Regions from separate parts of the Mus musculus genome. Here all the other regions are linked to region 3. The links are chromatin loops, found by intact Hi-C in ENCODE. Cell type or tissue: left cerebral cortex. All regions are shown on one strand. Region 1 overlaps Chn1 (chimerin 1). Region 2 overlaps Chn1 (chimerin 1). Region 3 overlaps Chn1 (chimerin 1).

Region 1 (2,500 bases), 56 kb after region 3:
CTGCCTTGCTGAAGTAGGGGCTGTGCTATTGCTTCTGGCACTGTACTCTAAGGCCTGCTGCCTACCTCACTGTAGGGGTACTGAGGTAACAGATATGAACCACCATGCCTGGCTTTTTATGTGGGCTCTGGGATTTAACTCAGGTTTCCAGGCTTTTGTGACCAGCACTTTTACCTTGTGAGCCATCTTGCTGGACATGATTCTATTTATATAAAATAGACACATGTCATGGTAGCAAACAGAAGTGGCTCAGTGTGATGGAGAACAGTCAGGCAGGCTGTGGAAAAGCATAGGGAAACTTTGGGAGCTGTTTGGGATGTTTTTGCCATCTTATCCATGATTAAAACTTTACTGAATTGTACCCTAGCAATAAACATGGGATGCTATATGTAAGTAATGCATTATTAATAAGCACTTAATGAGGAAAATGTAATAATCTGCTGACCATTTGTAAATAGCTCGTACTAAACTTAAAAGTATGTAACAGTCCAAATTAAGCCTCCAGAGCATGACCTCAAAGCCAGAAGTAAATGAGGGTGGCTGCAGTTGGCTAAGAAAACCAAGAATACATGTGTCTGTTGCAAAGGAGCACTTTGTAAGCCTCAGTACAGCCTGCTTATAGAATCTTAAACATTTTTTAAAATGTTTCTTTCTACATTATAGTGTGTTTAAAAATAGCATGTTATGAGTGAAATGAATATAATTGAGAACTACAAAGATCATTTTAGAAATATAAAACTAGATCCAAGAACTAAGTATTCAATAGCTGGTTGTGGGGGTCAGGGAGACAGATACGATTGAAGAAGGGCAGCTGCTTTAGTTAATTGTCTTGGTTTTGAAAAAACATACCCAACAAAAGCAACTAAGGGAGAAAGGGCTTTAGGGCCTGGTGCAAGGGTGGGTGGTTCATGAGAGGGAAGTGAAGGCGGCCGGAGCTCAGAGAAACAGTGGCCATGTAGCACAGCGGGAGGGAGATGAACACTCTGCTGCTCAGCTCCCTCTCTACACACAGTCTGGCGCCATAGACACGGAATGGCAGCACCCACAGTGGATGGCTCTTCCCCCTCACCACACACAATCAGGATAATCCCCCACAGGCATGCTCACAGGTCCATCTCTTAGGTGATTTCTAGATTCTGTCAAGTTGACAACAGTCACTATCAGAGCAACTGAGTGCCTTATAAGAGGCTCTAGGAGGTTTCTCTATTTACCCATTAAAATAATACAGTGATGAACATGGATTATCAAGAAATATAACTAAATTGTAGTCTGTATGTAATACTTAGGGTATATATTTTATACCAGGATTATTAAAAATAGTACTACACTGTATAAAGGGCTTAAGAATCTGAGAAGCTGTGAATGTGTTTTCTTATGTTTGTACATACACACTTACGTATAAGTAAGTTTTCTTAGACCTGTGTTGCAGAGTGAATTTTTATTCTGAAATAGCAGATTCATTTTAAACAAGGTATCAATAACTCTCTAGTGGAACTGATCATCAATTCTCTCTTTCACTATTTTGTTTGTTTGTTTTGTTATGTTTTTCAAGACAGGGTTTCTCTGTGTAACAGCCCTGCCCATCCTAGAACTCAATTTGTAGTCTACCCTATGCTAGACCTCAGACAGATATCCTCCCTCTGAGTTCTGAGTGCTGGGATCAGAGGTGTGTGCCACCACCCCCAGCATCATTTGTTTGTTTGTTTGTTTGGTTTGTTTGTTTGTAGAACATGATTTTAATATTTTCAACTGTTAAAATTCAACAAACGGAATAATTATTTTAAGATATATTTCATTGTTATATCTCCCTTTTCATTTCTGATTTTATTAATTTGAATACTCTGTCCTCTGGTTAGTCTGGCTAAGGGTTTTTGTTTATCTTGTTGATTTTTTTCAAAAGAACCAACTCCTGGTTTGGTTGATTCTTTGTATAGTTCCTTTTGTTTCTACTTGGTTGATTTCACCCATGAGATTGATTATTTCCTGCAGTCTATTCCTCTTGGGTGTATTTGCTTCTTTTTGTTCTAATGCTTCCAGGTGTACTGTCAAGCTGCTACTGTAAGCTCTCTCCAGTTTCTTTTTGGAGGCACTCAGAGCTATGAGTTTTCCTCTTACGACTGCTCTTATTGTGTCCCATAAGTTTTGGTATGATGTGTCTTCATTTTCATTAAATTCTCAAAAGCCTTTAATTTCTTTCTTTATTTCTTCCTTGACCAAATTATCATTGAGTAAAGCATTGTTCAGTTTCCATGTATATGTGTGCTTTCCCTTGTTTTTGTTGGTGTTGAAGACCAGCCTTAGTCTGTGGTGATCTGAGAGGATGCATGGGATTGTTTCAACCTTTTTGTTGAGGCCTGTTTTGTGAACAAGTCAGTTTTGGAGAAGGTACCATGAGGTGCTGAGAAGAAGGTATATTCTTTTGCTTTAGGATGAAATGTTCTATATACATCTGTTAGATCCATTTGGTTGATAACTTCTATTAGTTTCACTGTGTCTCTGT
Region 2 (2,500 bases), 90 kb after region 3:
AATCTTGCAAGAGATATGATTTGAGTATTAGACATGTAGACCCATATGATAACATCACATAGAACCCATAATTTGTAGGTTTTTATTTATAATTGACATATAAATGTGTATGTGTATGTGTGTGTGTATATATATGTACCATGTGATGTTTCTATAGGTATATGAACTTTAATTAATATGAAAATTGAACCTATTTCTAACTAATCAAATTCTTTTAAGAGTTATTCTATTCTGAGCTGATGAGATGTCTCCGTAGGTAAAGGTACTTTCTTGGCTCCTGGCTGAGGATTTTATCTCTGGGACCTACATGGGAGAAGTAGAGAACCAACTGTATGCCATAGTACCTGTGCTCCTAGAAACACACACTAAATAAAGCGAATCTTTTAAAATTTTAAAGAGAATTACTCTGTCCTAATACCACATGTAGAGAAAACAAAAATTAAAAAATATATCAAAAGCAAAACAGAAGCAGCCCTCCACAGTCATTGGTTGCATCCTCCTTCTAAGACTCTGGGAAGGACTGGAGACTCAGCCTTTGCCTTCAGGCATTTGCTTGTGACATGGACCATTGCCTAATTGGCCCAAATGCCTAATCTCTCTAAACCTCTCTTTCTATGGCAGAAAACTTAGTTCCTGGTCTATGTAGGTACATGGTAGCCACTACTTATTAAGACATATTATCTATAACTGTTTTTTTCTGGATTTATATCAATTAATTCATTTCTATAAAGGAGTGATTAAATCCTGGCCTTCCTCCTAGCATAGATCACAGCGTGGTGGAGAGTCTTGGATGACCCTGGGGGGTTCCATTCAGCTCCTGGGCTGAGTGGGGTTTACATAAGAGCCCTTGAGTATTTTCTGTACAACAGAGTACAATGAAATCCTCTGTTTGCAAGAGAAGATACAGGCAGTGGCTTCCAAAATGCAAATTGTGGTAGAATTCAAATAGCACCATAACAGGAGGCTTCCATAATAAGGTTAGTGATCAGGACCTCTGAAATGTAGAAGTAGTAAGTACCTGGCCAGCAGGCAGTGTCCTGCTGCTTGGCAACCAGAGGGCAGCAGCGGCCACACTCCTGATGAAGGAAGGGGTCTTTCCTCTCCTCCTGGGACACACAGATCCAGGCCCTCTGCTCTTTGATTGATACATATCGAGAGGAGTTTTGTTTGCTTCTCTTTCGCTGCACTGAAATTCTATGTTCAGTGACAGTGTCTCCTCACTTCCTTTTGCTGTGTACCCACTAAACGTCTTACCACCTTCTCCCTCATTCTAATCTTTTTCCCCTTTTTGCCATATGTGGGAAAATGCTGGCAACTGGTACACGTTTAATAGGTGTTGACTGAATGACTGACTGAGTTAGTATACAGTGTGACATAGTGGACCTGTTGTTTTGAAACCAAGTCTTATAACAACAGAAAAATCTCAATACAAAATACATTCTGAAAAGACATTCTTAAGACCTGTGTTCTTTTATATTAATAAAACTTACATACGTTTGAAAAATGAAATGAAAATTCTGATAACATCATGATAACATTTTTTTAAATTTGAAGACAGAGTCTAACTATATAGCCTAGGCTGGCCTTGAACATATTATGTAGTCCAGGTTGGCCACAAAGCCCAGATTCTTCTGTCTTAGCTTCATTAATATGGTTATCATAAAGTATCTTATTAAGCTTTTGTATTATCCTTTATGGGTATGAACATGGAGTATCCAACATGAGATTTTAAAGGAATAGTTTTTCTGCAAATAAGAGGTTAAAAGGAACTGCAATGTGTATTTTATATTAAGCACATTCCCCCTCTCTTCACTTTGAATGTGGGCCAAAGAAGACAAAAATAGCCAAGATCAGTACATAATGGGGTTCTCTCTGCCTCTGCACTCAGACAAGAAAAGGACTGATGAGCAGAAACTGGGAGGTTGGAAAAAATGGCCTATAAGGTCCCTGTAAGACTTCATTTCTGTTGCTACCCGGCACAGTGCTTCTCAGGTGCTGTGAGAGTCAAAAATAGTGGTCACACCTGCCTCTGCCTCTGCCTCTCTGCCTCTCTCTCTGCCCCTTTCTCTCTGCCTCTCTCTGCCTCTCTCTCTGCCCCTTTCTCTCTGCCCCTCTCTCTGCCCCTCTATGCCTCTCTCTTCCCCTCTCTTCCCTTCTCTCTGCCACTCTCTCTTCCCCTCCCTGCCTCTCTGCCTCTGCCTTCTGGAATGCTTGCTGCCCTTCTCTGCCCTGGCCTCTGCAGCCCCAGCACTGCAGCCCTCTCATCTCACTCCTTGCTGATGGTTTAAATGTTTACTGATAGCTTTGTTCTAATACTTCGAGTGCAAATACCAATATAATGAGGAGAACATGGTGTTGTTGTATGCATGAACATGAGTGTTAAAATACTTAACTAATGCCCTGTTCCCCAGAATCCGATGTTGAGTGTGTGACTATGATGTGAAAAGGCTGTAGAACATCACATTCTGCTAGCAGGAATGTGACAGTCGGAACAAGCATG
Region 3 (2,500 bases):
TGCTGCATGGTCTTCAAATTAAAAGATTGTTTGCAGTGGGTGGGCTTCATTCACTGTTGTGAGAAAATGGAGCTGTTTTTTGAATTAAAGACAAGGATCTGGTATGTCTATTCTGCTCTAGTCTGATGTGTGTGTGTGTGTGTGTGTGTGTGTGTGTGTGTGTGTGTGTGTGTGTGGCGTTGATATACTGTATAGCATCTTTTTTATAGAGCCTCATGACTCTAGCAAGCACATTACATTGCCACTGAACTTGGACCTCAGATCACCTGAATTATTAAATCATTAACTTCTGCTTATGAGACATGCACAAAGGTTATGAACTTATGAATGCATCCTCATTAATTCCACTGTATTTTAGAGTCTTGATAACTTCTTTTGGTTTGGGTTTTGTGAAAGGCCCTTCCCCATTTTACTATTAGTTTGTTTGTTTATTTATTGAGACATAGTGTTCTATAGCTTTGTTTAATATATCATAAAAACTGGGAGAATTATTCTAACTTCTCCACCAACTAGATGCCTTTTAAACTCCCTTTGCTGTATGGCAGTCTCAACCTGCATTATCCAGCCCAGCTCCTGCAGGTAAGAGCCAGATGTTGTGATGTGATGAGAAATAGTCCAGGTTCTCAGAAGGATCTTAGTCAAAGTTCACAGTGTGCTGGGTGTGCGAGAGCATAGCTGTGATCCCAGCAGCTGGGCTGCTGACACTGAGGCAGGCAGATTGGTAGGAGTCTGAGGCCAGCCTGGGCTACATAAGTTCCAGGGTAGCTTGGGATGGAGTGAGACTCTACCTTAACTCCCTACTCACATGAATACTGTTTATTGTAGTCGTTGACATAAGGTCCTGGCAGAATTACTCTTTTGATTTAAGTTACAGTAAGTTTGTTTATTTGGAATCTTGTAAACATTTGTAATGATTGGCTCTGAAACTCAGAACAGTTTCTAGTATGCCCACAAGGTGGCACTTGCCACCCTGCATCCTCTTTCCCTTCAGTTTAAGGAGATTCAATTCAACAAAATGTACGAAGTTTGAGTCTTAAATTTAGTACTTGGAAAAGTGTTCACTTTTAAGAGGAGCTGGTTCCTCTGTTGAAGATGTTAAGGTTATTTTGAAAACCATAGACTAGAAAGGGGTGCTTCTGATCATTGTATTTGCCCTTTAAGTACCTTAAAAAGAAAATAGAGGCTTATTTTTTCTACCTATGTAATGTATATAACCTATTATGAAATGGAAGATATTTACAAACATATACATATCACATGCACAGTACTATTGGAATACATAATATTCTAGAGCCACTCAAAATTTGATATATCAATAATAGTCCTTCCTATAATGATGTCTCCATAGGTGCCACACTGCCAGTGTCATTTCTTTATGGAAAGGCATCCTCCTCCTATTCATGACAGTGTCTTCAGTTGACCTAGTACAGTGGAGGATCCAGAGCACAAGTCTATAGATAGCAACCTTGTGGACCACAGAGTAAACAGGACTGGCCAAAAATGGATCTGGATGGACAGACTTGAACGGCCATTAATGATCCACATACATTTCATATAAACCGTTTTTTATCTCTTCCATACTGTTTTTATTTTAACTTTTCCTTTATAAAATGGAGAACACGAAGTACTCTAGCCACTGTATATTATAATTTATTGATACTTCTGGTAGAATCCTGTGTTATATGGTTGGTACCACAAATAAAAATGCTTTATTGTAAGAAAGCATGGGAAATGAAAATAGTCTAGTTCTAGATGTCTTAAAATAATGGCATTTATAAGGACACTGGCCACTAGCAATTGTTTCCAGGTAGTTGTGTTATTTTTATATTTAAAGGCAAGAAAATATGTATGGAATATGATATGGGATTTCTAGTTCTAGTTCTTATCATTCCTGATTTTAATTATGAATGAGATTTACTGAATGGGACAGTAATGAAGTCAGCAGGCATTACTGATTGCAATGAGTTACTTCAGGCTTCTTTTTACCCTGCCTATGGAATATTTAGTTGATGCTGTTTCACCTCTTTACTGTTTACATTAACGTTATTCTGTGTGGAGGGACTGATGCTGAGCTGATGTTGAGATTGGTAGAGAAATGAATGCAGTTGGCTGATCTGTAAAGTTCTACCAACAGTTTCATTGGGAGTAAGTAGCACTGTGTTCAAAGAGGCTGAAATGGGGAAGTACGCTTAATATATTGTGCTGCTGGACCATTGCTTCATGGGGACATTCTCAGTTCTCTTGGCCTCTTCATAAGGGAGTCAAGCTGCAAATGCAAGAGCATGGAGTAGGAGCGGTAAAAGGAACTGTTGTTGTTGTTGTTGTTGTTGCAGATTGAATCAGATTTTCCAATGTCTAAGTTTAAGCCCTTAACCAAATGCTTAGGAGGGTTGGAAAGTGCTCATTTCCCACCTTCTGGGAAGGCTTGTGAAGAAAGAGTTATACTGGAAGAAAGAGTTATACTGGAAGAAAGGATCAGAAAGCTTTCCTCTTAGAGCAA

The links. Hi-C counts contacts between places; a loop is a spot of excess contacts. Peaks named below come from ENCODE experiments on the same cell type or tissue, not always from the same donor. Only the 100,000 strongest peaks of a DNase experiment are listed, where the experiment ranks them.
Region 1: a loop joins it to region 3, with 2.3 times the contacts of the local background. A loop is called at or near these places in 3 of 42 quality-filtered maps.
Region 2: a loop joins it to region 3, with 2.8 times the contacts of the local background. A loop is called at or near these places in 7 of 42 quality-filtered maps.

The regions. Positions count from the first base shown.
Region 1 is chr2:73,687,944-73,690,443 of GRCm38, reverse strand. The region is part of intron 5 of Chn1 (chimerin 1); the gene reads left to right. Among named protein-coding and RNA genes, the nearest start is that of Chn1, 86 kb to the left of the region's middle. In left cerebral cortex, no CTCF peak of the experiment used is centred here; a DNase peak (open chromatin) is centred at 946; H3K27ac peaks cover 676 bases.
Region 2 is chr2:73,654,430-73,656,929 of GRCm38, reverse strand. The region is part of intron 7 of Chn1 (chimerin 1); the gene reads left to right. Among named protein-coding and RNA genes, the nearest start is that of Chn1os3, 59 kb to the right of the region's middle. In left cerebral cortex, a CTCF peak has its summit at 1,063 (motif pointing right); DNase peaks (open chromatin) are centred at 996, 1,212, 1,900, 2,195 and 1 more place; H3K4me3 peaks cover 2,364 bases; H3K27ac peaks cover 2,500 bases.
Region 3 is chr2:73,744,314-73,746,813 of GRCm38, reverse strand. All of the region lies in intron 1 of Chn1 (chimerin 1), which reads left to right. Among named protein-coding and RNA genes, the nearest start is that of Chn1, 30 kb to the left of the region's middle. In left cerebral cortex, a CTCF peak has its summit at 948 (motif pointing right); a DNase peak (open chromatin) is centred at 938; H3K27ac peaks cover 584 bases.